Regions from separate parts of the Homo sapiens genome. Here region 1 is linked to region 2. Evidence: read pairs that join two places in POLR2A ChIA-PET (ENCODE). Cell type or tissue: PC-9. All regions are shown on one strand. Links, peaks and the distances in the headings refer to the core of each region. The heading gives the core; the rest is flanking DNA. Region 1 has its middle 5.7 kb from the start of KIAA1549. Region 2 has its middle 4.3 kb from the start of KLRG2.

Region 1 (6,919 bases), core at 1,648-4,147, 500 kb before region 2:
ATTGGAACCCTGAGATACTAGAAATGACTCATGGACACCAAAGTGTCCGTGGAAAGTGAGGTCCCTAGGGTCCCTTAGTCTCCCAGCTCTGAAGGCATAAAACAAAATCTTACCTCTGTTAGGATTTAAGGCATTCTGCCTCCATGTCTGGGAAAATGTCTACCAGGCTCTGACAGTCCAGCTGGTAGGTGGTGTTACTCTGCAGACTCAGAGGGGATGAGTGGTCCTTGGAGGTAGGGGAGTGTGTGCAAATGTGTGTGTGTGTGTAAGATTTTAAAATCGATTTTAGAGATCATCTCATCCAATTCTCATAGATAAAGAAACAAGCCAGAGAGGTTAGTTTATTTCCATAAGGCTCAACTCCAACTGGAATTGTCGTCTCCAGTTAAACCACACACCCTCCAGGGGAGGGGGAAAATTAACCTGGGTCCTCGATAGGCTTACAATCTGGTTTGGAGACAGGGAGAGGTAGGCTCAGTACTATCCTTAGACCTAGACGAAGCGGGCCCCACTCTGGCCTTCTCAAACTGCACCTCTCTCCTCAGGACAGAGTCTGTGAAGCCCAGGAAGCACCCTCACCAGCAGCCCATCTTCCCATGCTCAGGTGCCCAGGACCCCAGAATCCTGCCCATTTCACCCCAGGCTCATCTTCAGGCCTATGTGGCCTCTTCCTCAAGTCCATTCTCCCAAGGCTGCACCAAGGGTGTGTCTGGTCCCACGGGGTAGTTGTTTGCTAGGGAGTGGCAAAACTTACGCAGGAGGCATCTCTAAAGATGCGCACATGAAACCTATAGGAATGAAGCAGAGGACCAGGGATGGGAAGAGAAGATCGGGCATGGCCCATATTCACATGGCAACCTGGCTGCGATGTTCTGCTCACAACTGCAGGAAGTCTGCGAATCCTGCCTGTGAACCAGCCTAACCATTCTGAAGACATACGTTTGTTAAGGTAGAACAGACATATTTAATAGTTTGCTTGCTTGGCATGTAACTTGCTGATGAAAATCTGGTCATCGATGTGAAATGGCCAAAATGGCCAAATGTGAAATGGGCTGCGTGAGCCCCTATTTGCACTCTTGACCTGGGCCCCTCAATTCTTAGGGTCTGGATAAGGATGGGACAGAGGGACTGAAGTTAGAGGATGGCTGGAAGTCGGTAGAGGGTAGTGTGAGAGTCCTAGAATAGGAATCAGGACAGCTGAGTTCTGCGTTCTGCTCTGTCACAGAAAAGTTTATGAACTTGAACAAAATGCTTCACCCTACTCTCAAACCTCAAATGTTCTTATCTGATGATGGGCTTCACATGCCTACCTTGCTTAGCTGTGGGTTCGGTTCTTAAGAGAATTATACAAAATAAGATGAATGTTCACAAAGGTCATTCATTAAATTCAATGAATATTTTTTGAGCATGTACCATATGCCAGGCAGTGCAGTGGGCACTGGAGGTATAACGGTGAACAAAACAAAGGCCCTTCCTCGTGGAACTTATGTTCTAGTGAGAGGAGACAGGCAATCAGTAAGTGAGCCTTCGGCTGATGACAACAATTTGCAGAATAACAAAGAGGGAAAAGGAGTGAGGGAAGGGTCAGTGTTACTGTGTTAAATAGAATAGTCAGGGATGATCACCCTACTAAGGTGACATTGGGCCATGGGGATAGCTGGGGAAGAGGGTGTCAGGCAGAGGGAACAACTGTGCAAAGTGGAGAAGTAGCCAGAATAAACATTCAAAAAATATTTACTGAGTCCCTACTAAGTAAGCGCCCCGTAGAGTCATGTGCTAAATGATCAGTAAGATTAATTAGGCCGGGCACAGTGGCTCACGTCTGTAATTCTAGCACTTTGGGAGGCTGAGGCAGGTGGATTGCTTGAGCCCAGGAGTTTGAGACCAGCCTGGGCGACATGGTGAGACTCCCATCTCTATGAAGAAATCCAAAACATTAGCTAGGCATGGTGGCGTGCACCTGTAGTCCCAGCCACCCGAGAGGCTGAGGTGGGAGGATCACCTGAGCCTGAGGAGGTCAAGGCTGCAGTGAGCCGTGATCATGCCAGTGCACTTCAGCCTGGGCAACAGAGCTAGACCCTGCCTCAAAAAAAAAAAAAATAATAATTGTCTACAGTTTTTTCAAGGAGCTTACAGTCTTACGGGAAAAAAAAAAACAAATTTTAAAAACCTACATATTGCAAAGTAGAACATGACAGATGTCCGAAGGAAGTTATAAAAAAAAGTTCAAAGAAGTAGAAATCATATTTGGCACAAGAGATCAAGCAAAGCTTCAGTGTAGTGTTGCATGGAAGCTGGGTGTTAGGGGGCGCCTAAAAAATGAAGAGGACTTGGACAGCTAAAGAGAACAGGACAGGTGTTCCAGGTGGAGGGAACCAACAGTACAAAAATATAAAGGCAGGAATGCATGAAATTTATCTAGCTGATGGCCAGATCAGCTAGAGCAGTGGTTCACAATGCTGACTGCAAATTAAAATCACCTGGACACCACAAACAAAACAAAACAGAACACCCCCAGGCCACACTTCAGACCAGTAAAATCCAAATCTCTGCAGACCAGGCTTGGACAGCCCTGTCTTTTAAAAGCTTCCCAGGATTCCAGTGTGTAAGAACCATTGAGCTAGATGTCTAAGAGTGAGACTTTATAATCACTTACTGAAAGTGGTAAGACATACCAGACCTAGAGAGGCGCAGCAGAGAAGAGAGAAAAGGGAAGCTGATATAGAACAAGGAGAGCTTAAAGATCTGGCTGAAGGGTTTGGACTTAATTTTGTAGGTGACGGTGGATCATTAAAGATTTGTTCAGATATTATTAGAACTAAGCACAAGAAGGATTACTCTATTAACATTATATAAGATGATTTGGAAAGAGAAAAGACTAAAGAGGAGACCAATTAAAACAAGATTTTTTTTTTTTTTTTTTTTTTGAGATGGAGTCTAGCTCTGTCACCAGGCTGGAATGCAGTGACGCAATCTATGCTCACTGCAACCTCTACCTCCCCGGTTCAAGCGATTCTCCTGCCTCAGCCTCCCGAGTAGCTGGGACGGCAGGCGCACATCACCACGCCCAGCTAATTTTTTTGTATTTTTAGTAGAGGCGGGTTTTCACCATGTTGGCCAGGCTGGTCTTCATCTCTTGACCTCGAGATCCGCCTGCCTCGGCCTCCTAAAGTGCTGGGATTACAGGCGTGAGCCACTGCACCTAGCCAGAACAAGATCTTAATGCTGCTGCATGAATATCAAGGATCAAAATATTTTTCACCATCAAACAGACAAAACTTTTAAAATTTTGATTATATTCATTTGTATATTCAAGTGTATAGCAAAATAGGCACTCTCGAATTCTACTGGTGTAGCCATTTTGGAGGATAATTTGACCTTATCTATCAAAATATAAAATCAGCTCACTTCCTTTTCCTTTTTTTTTTTTCAAGTCAAGTTTAATTCAGCTGGCAAATTTAGTCAGGTAATTTAATCAGATAAAATTCACCTTTTTTGGCCAGGCGTGGTGGCTCATGCCTGTAATCCTAGCACTTTGGGAGGCCAGGATGGGTGGATCACGAGGTCAGGAGTTTGAGACCAGCCTGACCAACCTGGCAAAACCCCGTCTCTACTAAAAATACAAAAATTAGCCAGGTGTGGTGGTGCGTGCCTGTAATCCCAACTAGTCGGGAGGCTGAGGCAGGAAAATAGCTTGAACCCGGAAGGCGAAGGTTGCAGTGAGCAGAGATCACATCATTGCACTCCAGCCTGGTGACAGAGCGAGACTCTGTCTCAAAAAATAAATAAATAAATAAATAAAAGTTCGCCTTTTTTTTTTCAGGTTTTAAAAATAATCTTTATTTTTTAAAAGTTAATATGTACAATTCAGGAAACTGAAAAACACAAGAAGCAAAGAACAAAGCTATCCACAATCATAAGCAGTTTGATGAAAATTCACCTTTTAAAAATGTTCAGTGAGTTTCAACAATTCTATGAAATCCTATAACCACCACCACATTCAAGGTAAAGAACATTTACATTGCCCTTAAAGTTCCCTTGTGCCAGCTTGCAGTCTATCCCATACCCTCCCTCTGACAGCCACTGATCTGATTTCTGTTTCTACAGCTTTGCCTTTTCCAGCATTTGACATAAATGGAATTATATAGTATGTAGCACTTTGTGTCTGGTTTCTTTTACTTAGCATAATGTCTGAGATTCATCCAAGTTGTTGCATGCGTCAGTAACTTGTTCCTTTCTATTGCTTAGTAGTATTCCATTGAATGGATATACCACAATTTGTCCAGTCACCAACTGATGAACATTTGGATTGTTTCCAGGTTTTTGGTCATTATTAATAATGCTGCTAAAAACATTTGTTTTCAGGTATTTTGTGTGAACATATGTTTTCATTTCTCTTGGGTAAATACCTAGGAGTAGATCTGCTAAGTCATGTGATAAATGTAAATTTAACTGGGTGGCGTGATAAATGTAAATTTAAACTGCCCAACTGTCTTCCCAGGTGGGATATATTTTAGATCCCCACCAGCAATGTATGAAAGGTCTAGTTGTTCCATACCCTTGTTAGCACTTGATTTTGTTAGCCTTTTTAATTTGAACCATTCTAGCAAGTGTCTAATGATATCTCATTGTGCACTTAATCTGCCTTGTCCTCATGACTAATGATATTGAACACTCTCCATGTGTTTATTTGCAATCAATATGTCTTCTTTGGTGGCATGTCTGTTCAAATCTTACCAAATTGTATATTTATGTATTCTAAATACAAATCTTTTATCCGATGTGTGTTTTGCAAATGTTTTCTCCTAGTCCATAACTTGTCTTTTCATTCTCTTAAGATATTCAAAGAGAAGAGGTTTTTAACTTTGGTGAAATACACTTTTTTATTATTTTTTTCTTTTTTGTTTCATGTTTTTTGTGTCCTAAAAAATATTTGCCTAGCTCGAGGTCACAAATATTTTCTCTCATGTTTCTATCCAGAAACTTAATGTTTTAGCTCTTATGTTTCAGTCTATGATCCATTTGAGTCAACTTTGATGTATTTTGTGAGATTAAAGGGTTGAAGTTAATTTTGTGGGTGTGATGTCTAGTTGTTATAGCACCATTTGTTGCAGACTATCCTTTTGCCATTTAATTGACTTTATATTTTCTCAAAATTAATTGACTAGGTATGTGTGGATTTATTTCTAGACTTTGTATTCTCTTCCATGGAAGACTCACATATTACATGGGCATGGGGGAGTAAGATACTGTATAGTATAATCCCACTAATGAAAAAAAAGTGGGATTGTGATTGTAAACCCACTTTTTAAAAAAGTATGAGTGTAAACAGTCGTTACTACTGGGAAAGGAAATCAAGTTTAGAGAGGAGTTGGGAAGTGAATGTATGAAGGGGAAAATTCACTTTTTGCTCCATATAATCATACACCTGATTACAATAATCTTACCTGTGATTAATACACATCATATCATCTGAACTTTTTTCTTTATTTTTCATTTATTTAACTCCACTCCTGTGACAGATTAGATAGCATTTGAATTTTTGACACCAGCATATACTGCTTTTGTATTTCAAAATTTTTCTAAATAAAAACTTTGTGGGTTTGAATGGAAATTAGAAAATGGATGAGACACATTCTGGATGCTAAATGAGTCGGTGAGATATGAGGAGAGGAAAGAATGAAAGATGATTCAGAGATTTTGGACCATCTGTGGAAGGATAGGAAAAAAAGGAATTCAGCTGGAAAGCCTGGGTGAGAAGCAAAGATGGAGGGTTGGGTTCTGAGTGTGTTGGCTGTGAGGTGCTGGACCCATACCAGGGAGCTGTGCTGACGCCAGCGATGGCGAAGGTGAGCTGAGGGCTTGGAAGATGTGACTCCAGATATGGAATCATTCATACGGCGTCATTAGCTAAAGATGAGAGAGTAAATGACTGCCTAGAAAGGGAGGGGAGAAGGCAAGAAAAGAGGGCCAAGGAGAGCCCTGGAGAAAGACCTTCGTTTTGGAAAGGCTGAAGAGGAGTCCGTGAAAAAGGCAGAGAAAGATCTAGAAAGAAAGCGGAGAAGCACAATGGAAATGTGGTGTCACCAACAGCCTGGGAAACAAGTTTTAAAATAGAGAGGACAGTCAATGTCAAAGACAACAGGACTGAGAAGACCTCTTTGGACTTGCAGATGCAGTTGTTAAAAAGAGACTTTCCTTCTGTGCCTGGCTCATTTTGTCCTCCGGGTTCATCCATGCAGTCTCAAATAACAAGATTTCCTTCTTTTTTAAGGCTGAATAGTATTCCATTGTGTCTGTATACACCACATTCTCTTTATCCATTCATCCCACAATGGACATATAAGTTGATTCCATATCTTGGCTTTTGTGAATAAGCTGCAGTGAACATGGAGGTGCAGATACCTCTTCAACTGATTTCATTTCCTCTGAATGTATACCCAATAGTGGGATTGCTGGACCATAGGATAGTTTTACTTTGAATTTTTTGAGGACCCTTCATACTGTGTCGAAGTGAGGGGGTGGCAGGGGAGGAGAGGCAAACAAAAAGGGGTAAAAGAATGAGTGGGTTAGGAAGTAGTGGAGGCCACAGAAGATGGCGGGTAACAGGGTTGAGATATTTTTTAGGATAGGTAAGACTGAACATCCTTGTAGATTTAAGAGGTGTCCAAAGACAACGAGAGAATAAGATCCAAGAGAGGGATCATCGATAGAGCAAATTCTCAGAGCTAAGAGCAGATGGAATCAACAGCAACAGGTCATTCTTTTGAAATGGCAGCTTCAGCCAGGCGCTGTGGCTCACACCTGAAATCCCAGCACTTTGGGAGGCCGAGGCGGGCGGATCATGAGGTCAGGAGATCGAGACCATCCTGGCCAACATGGTGAAACCCCATCTCTACTGAAAATACAAAAATTAGCC
Region 2 (6,919 bases), core at 2,972-5,471:
TGGTCTCGATCTCCTGACCTCGTGATCTGCCCGCCTCGGCCTCCCAAAGTGCTGGGGTTACAGGCGTGAGCCACCGCGCCCCGCCTGGCCTCTGGTATTTTTAAGTGCCCCCAGGGTAGGGTTGGCAGATAAAATGCAGGCCACTCAGTTTAATTTGAATTTCAGTTAAACAAGGGATAGTTTTTAGCATAGTAGTCCTCCCTTATCCACTGGGATAGTTCCAAGACCTCCCAGTGAATGCCTGAAACTTTGGATAGCACCAAACCCTATATATACTGTTTTTTTCTATACAAGCGGTCTTCAAAAGGTTCATGGAAAATTCATACTATGAAAAAAACTATGCATGGATTTGAAAATTTTTTGGCACCAAAATAAATTTGTACTAACTTGTTATCACATGTCTCGACAAGATCTAGTTTGAGGCACTAAGAAGGATAAGACATCAGTTTGAAAAGAGCTCCTGTCAGAGCAACAAGGATTCTGCTAAATTTGAAGCAAGAATAATCATCACATTTATGGTGACATCATTGATATTTTTATGAAAAGCTCATGGGGACAATGCCCCCAAGAAACCAGCAGTTTGCAAATGGAAAACTCGTTTTAAGAAGGGATGAGGCCAGGCGTGGTGGCTCAGCCTGTAATCCCAGCACTTTGGGAGGCCGAGGCAGGTGGATCACTTGAGGTAAGGAGTTCGAGACCAGCCTGGCCAACATGCTGAAATCCTGTCTCTACTAAAAAAGCAAAAATTAAGCTGGGCGCGGCAGCTCACGCCTGTAATCCCAGCACTTTGGGAGGCCGAGGTGGGCGGATTGACTGAGCTCAAGAGTTCAAGACCAGCCTGGGCAACACAGTGAAACCCCGTCTCTACTAAAATACAAAAAATTAGCTGGCATGGTGGCATGCGCCTGTAGTCTCAGCTACTCGGGTGCCTGAAAATACAAAAAATTAGCCGGGCGTGGTAGTGGGTGCCTGTAATCCTAGCTACTCGGGAGGCTGAGGCAGGAGAATTGCTTGAACTCGGGAGGCAGAGTTTGCAGTGAGCCGAGATTGTGCCACTGTACTCCAGCCTGGGTGACAGAAGGAGACTCCATCTCAAAAAAAAAAAAAAAGAGAAGGGATGAGACAATGTTGAGGATAAAGCCCTCAGTGGCAGACCATCCACATCAATTTTTGAGTAAAATAATTAATCTTATTTGTGCCCTCATGAAGAGGACCAACGATTAACAGCACAAACAACAGCCAACACCAAAGACGTCTCAATTGGTTCAGCTTACACTTTTCTGACTGAAAAATTAAAGTTGAGCAAAGTTTCCACTCTATGGAAAACCATTGCGTCCAGATCAGCTGCAGCCAAGAGCAGAACTTTCAATGGAAATTTAAAACGAGTAGGATCAAGATCCTGAAGCATTTCTCTGAAGAGTTGTAACAGAAGATGGAACGTGGCTTTACCAGTAGGATCCTGAAGACAAAGCACAAAGCAATGGCTCCCAAGAGGTGGAAGTGGCCCAGTCACAGCAAAAGTGGACAGGTCAAGAGCAGAAGTCACAGCAACAGTTTTTTGGGATGCTCAAGGCATTTTGCTTGTTGGCTTTCTAGAGGGCAAAAGAGCAATAACATCTGCTTACTATGAGAGTGTTTTGAGAAAGCCAAAACTTTAGCAGAAAATCACCTGGGAAAGCTTCACCAAAGGGTCCTTCTCCACCACTACGAGGCTTCTGCTCATTCCTCATCAGTCAAGGGCATCACTCAACATGTTCAAGTTTTAAATGCCTCTTTGGGCCCAGTACCCTCCTCCTGCTAACACCCTCTCTATTCTTCCTTGTCGTGGCCAAACTTTTTTTTTTTTTTTGAAAGAGAGTCTTGTTCTGTCACCTAGGCTGGAGTGCAGTGGCGTGATCTCGGCTCACTACAACCATGGCCTCCTGGGTTCAAGCAATTCTCGTGCCTCAGCCTCCCAAGTAGCTGGGATTATAGGTGTGCACCATCACAACCGCTTAATTTTTGTATTTTTAGTAGAGACAGGGTCTTGAACTCCTGACCTCAGGTGATCTGCCCGCTTCAACCTCCCAAAGTGCTGGGATTACAGGCGTGAGCCACCACACCGGGCCATGACCAACCTTTTTTAACAAGGTAATTGCCCCCATCTGTCTGCCAAAATTTTCCTTGGCAAGGGTACAAGTCACCAAACCCAGCAAATGCTTTTTTTCCATTTTTGGAAAAAAAAGATATATATATATATATATGTTATATTTTATATATATTATAAGGATGGAGGAGTCTCGCTATGTTGCCCAGGCTAGTCTTGAACTCCTGGCCTTAAGCCATCTTCTCGCCTCGGCCTCCCAAAGTGCTGGGCTTACAGGTGTGAGTTACTGTGCCCGGCCTGCAGATGCTCTTCAGTGCTCGTTTTATCTCTCAGGTTTTGACATTATGATCATTTCTTCCTCCTCTCAAAAACCCACTCATCTGTGGCCTGTGGGCTTCCTGACACCACCTCTACCAGCTCTCCTTCTGCCTTCCTGGCTGTTCCTTTGAAAATTGCTGCAGAGCTTCTCACCCACCATACGTCAGTGACCTTCAAGCCCAGATCTTTCTCCTGAGCTTAGGTTCTTCTTTGCAGGAATTTGACACTAGATATGAGAGACCCAGAGCCGAGTGTTGTCAGAGCTCCTAGTAGGGCAGCTCCCTAGAGAGAAAGCCCAGAAACTCCTGCTCTGGGCCCCAGAGTTTGTCCGATCTCAGCCCTTCCTAAAGCTTGTTTGTTCAATTCTGTGGATTTCACGAGACCCTGAGTATCCTTCTCATACCTCCTCCACTTTTTGCCTTATCATTTAAGACTCTGGGTCAGGCATGGTGACTCACACCTGTAATCCCAGCACGTTGGGAGGCCAAGGCAGGAGGATCACTTGAGCCCAGGAGTTTGAATCTGGGCAGCATAGGGAGACTTTGTCTTTACTAAAAAAGCAAAAAGTTAGCTGGGTGCAGTGGCATGCACCTGTGGTCTCAGCTACTAGAGAGGCTGAGGCGGGAGGATTGTTTGAGCCTGGGAGTTTGAGGCTGCAGTGAGCTGTGATTGTGCCACTGCACTCCAGCCTGGGCAACAGAGTGAGATCCTGTCTCACAAAAAGAAAGGAAGGAGAGAAAGAGAGTAAAGGGGAGAGGAGGGAAGGAAAGGGGAAGACAAAGGGGAAGGGGAAGGGAAGGGTGAGGTGAAGGGGAAGGGGGAGGGGAGGGTAAGGGTAAGGGTAAGGTGAAGGTGAAGGTGAAGGTGAAGGTGAAGGGGAGGGGGAAGGGAAGGGGGAGGGAAGGGAAGGTAGATAAAAGGAAGGAAGGAAGGAGGAACTGATTGCAAGTGGCCGAAAACCCAAGTCTCACTGGGCTCCACGTCTGTCTTGGGGTGAGGGCCAGGCTTCGATGGAGTCTCTCTATACCTCCTGTGACACAGCACAGCAGCCTGGCACCAGAAGGCCATTTACAACTTCTAAATTGAGACATCCTAAGATAGGTGAATTACCCAAATGTTTCAAGGGGGTTCAGATGTTGGCTGGCAAAAAAGAACAAATATCTACCGTGATCCTTCCTTTCATCCTTTTCTCCCTTTCCCTCACTTTAAAATCCTGTTTTCTGCTTGCAACAGCAATGTATGTCTGCAATACAAAATATAGATATTACAGAAGTGCATACTGTAGAAAAGAAAGGTCCCCTGTTTTCTATGCTCCAGAGATTTCTGTTATTAACATTTTGGTATGCAGTCTTCAAGATTTTTAAACAAATGTATACACTAACCTGTACTGTTATTATATATATAAATATCTTTATTTCCAAAACTTCACTCATATTAAATGTTTTCCTATATGTAATTTATTTAAGAAGTCTCCTGATGGACGTTTGAGTTGTTTCCATTTGGGTGACATAATTACTGTAATGCTGAACATGATATAGATATAATTCAGTGAGCATACTTGTATATATTGTTTTTAAAAATCACATCTCTGAAATATCTTCAGAATAGAATCATTAAAATGAAATTGCTGAGCCAAAGGGTGGTCAGAATTTTGAATGTGATGGGTACTGCTAAATTACCCACAAGAGGCTCAACAAACAAAGGATGCGAGGGCTGTTCCCGTGGCCGCCCCATCGCTCCGTATCATCAATCTTCTTAGTCCTTACCAATCTGATGGGCAAAAATATTGAATTCCAGCTTGCATTTCTTTAACTATGAATGAAGCTGAACATCTTTTCATTTGTTAGTTGTGCTACTGAGAAGTGTCTTGGACACTGTCAGGGCCTGGATGAAATACCACTAACATTTCCTCTAATGCCAGTTCCAAATCACTGGCTGGTTCCAGGAGGTGGCCCTGCAGGAATCCTCATCATTTTTCCTGCCCCACACCATGAGGTTCACTGGTCAAGGGTGGCTGATGGTATCTGGTCTGTCCGAACAGACTGAGTTCTACAAGCATAAATTAAATTGCAGCTTAATTCCCCAGAGAGGAGGCAAACATTCCCACTCCTGGTTCTTGGCTGATGTCATCCCCGTGGCATCTTGGGCCCCTCTAGGGGCCCTGGAGACACAGATGAGGAAGGAGAGGGGTTTCCGCACAGCCAGCTCCCTGGCACAGCCCATCCCCAGCTCACATTCCACCTGCTCAGAGGCTCAGAGGGTACCCAAGCCAGTGTGACATCCCCTCACACCGCCTAAGCCCCCACCTTGGTCTCTCACCTGTCAGCTGTCTTCCTAGCATTCTCCACAGTCTGTGGTCAGCACGTGCACATGGTTGTTCACCCTTTAATGCTTGTCTCTGGCCCCCTAGAAATCCTCACTGCATCCCCAGATCAGTATCTGACACGCCATCCCTGGTTCTTGACTGACATCTCCGCCAGGAGCTTAGTGAATATTTATTAAATAAATTATGCTGAATGGGGCATTGTGCAGAGTGCTTCACACACCTGGTCTCTCTTCCCCCCCTCAATCTTTGGTTGACACATTTTTAAACATTAAGAAAAATGGAAAGAATAAATGGTGATCACGTGAACGCCCTCCACCTTGATTCAACAGTTAGCATTTCACACATCGTTCTTGTCCTTCTCTCCACCTCTGTGCAAACATTCTCTCTGTTGTTATGGAACCATCTGAGTGTGAGCTGCCGACCTCGTGAAGCCTCACCCTTCAATATTTCAGCGTGCATCTGCGAAGAATACACGTGTTTTCCATAAGTACAACGCCATTCTCACACCAAAGAAATGAACAATAACGCCGAGCCAGGTGATATTTTGGAGACCAAATTTAAATTTTTCTAATTTTTTTTCCAACCAGGTTCCCATCAGGGTTCAAGCATGACATTTGGCTGTTGGGTCCATTTACTCTTCATAATAACTAAAATCCCTACTTCACAGGTGAGGAAACTGAGATTCAGAGAGGTTGAGGAGCTAGTGTAGGGGTGCACGGCTCCTAAGTGGGAAAGCCAGCATGTCATTGGGCAGCTCCGGCTCCCAAACACATCTTTTCTCCCCTTTTGCTGCTTTATGCTCCCCTAGTCCTCCTGGTTCCCCGAATGTTTCATCCCCAGTCTCCCGCTGATTGAGTCCATGCAGGTCATGGGCTGGGGCAGAGGTATAGATGTTGCTCCCGTTACTAACAGACTAGGCCTCACTTTCCAGTTCCTTCAGCCACACCGCACCCCTGACCCCCATCCCCTGTAACTTTCTGAGACATCAGCCATCCAATGGGAGTGACGAGGCAGCCTCATTTTAGTGGAGGATCCACCTGCAGCTGGGCGAGGCAGAGGAGAGAGAGCTAGGCAGCTCTAGGGGAGGAACAAAAGGTAGCTTTAGGTCAAGAGTGTGGGTAAGGCAGGGACTGAGAAAACATTCCACCTGAATACACACAAGCTTATCCCGGGAGAATTGGAGAAGAGCCATGGCCAGCAGGAAAACAGCTCCCTGAGACATCTGTGTGTTGAAACAAAGGCCCTCCCTTGAGGTGGAGGTTGCAGTGAGCTGAGATCACGCCATTGCACTCCAGCCTGGGCAACAAGAGGGAAACTCCATCTCAAAAAAAAAAAAAAAAAAAGGAACATGAGGTCAGGAGTTTGAGACCAGCCTGACCAACATGGTGAAACCCCATCTCTACTAAAAATACAAAAATTAGCCAGGCTTGGTGGCACGCACCTGTAATCTCAGCTACTTGGGAGGCTGGGGCAGGAGAATCACTTGAACCCAGGAGGCGGAGGTTGCAGTGAGCTGAGATTATGCCATTGCACTTGAGCCTGGGCAACAAGAGCGAAACTCCGTCTCAAAAACAAACAAACAAAAAAACAAAACACACACACAAAAAAACTGGATCATGAGATCAGGAGTTTGAGACCAGCCTGACCAACATGGTGAAACTCCGTCTCTACTAAAAATACAAAAATTGGCTGGGCGTGGTGGCAGGCGCCTATAATCTCAGCCACTCAGGAAGCTGAGGCAGGAGAATCGCTTGAACCCGGGAGGTGGAGTTTGCAGTGAGCTGAGATTGTGGCACTGCACTCCAGCCTGGGTGACAGAGTGAGACTCCGTCTCAAAAGAAAAAACAAAACAAAACAAAACCCTCCCTTTTAGAAGCTCCATCCCCAGAATCCTTTCCTGTCCAATGCAGCACTTGTGGGATTGTAATGGTGTGGATAGACAGCTGTGGCTCAGGGATATGGGGGGCAGACCTAGCTCTCCTCTGCATTAGTGTCCCCAGCGTTAGCTGACTTTGTCGAGTCTGGGGTTCAATACTTGGAAAGACCTAGATGGGAGCAGGTAGAAGGACCAGGAGACCTGGGGGAGCAATGGAGTAGGGCTGGGCTTGGATATGTGAGACCAGGAAAAGCACTTCCTTGCATCACAGGTGTGTAACAGACTTTTCCTGCCAGGCTGTGTGGGACTCCTG

Evidence for each region. ChIA-PET counts read pairs that join two places held together with the same protein. Peaks named below come from ENCODE experiments on the same cell type or tissue, not always from the same donor. Only the 100,000 strongest peaks of a DNase experiment are listed, where the experiment ranks them.
Region 1: POLR2A ChIA-PET joins it to region 2 with 10 read pairs; 3 of 35 experiments call an interaction of 5 or more read pairs at or near these places.

What each region holds. Positions count from the first base shown.
Region 1 is chr7:138,983,638-138,990,556 of GRCh38, forward strand. No RefSeq gene overlaps it. Among named protein-coding and RNA genes, the nearest start is that of KIAA1549, 5.7 kb to the left of the region's middle. In PC-9, for the core only: no CTCF peak of the experiment used is centred there; a DNase peak (open chromatin) is centred at 2,954; H3K27ac peaks cover 369 bases.
Region 2 is chr7:139,484,480-139,491,398 of GRCh38, forward strand. No RefSeq gene overlaps it. Among named protein-coding and RNA genes, the nearest start is that of KLRG2, 4.3 kb to the left of the region's middle. In PC-9, for the core only: no CTCF peak of the experiment used is centred there; no DNase peak of the experiment used is centred there.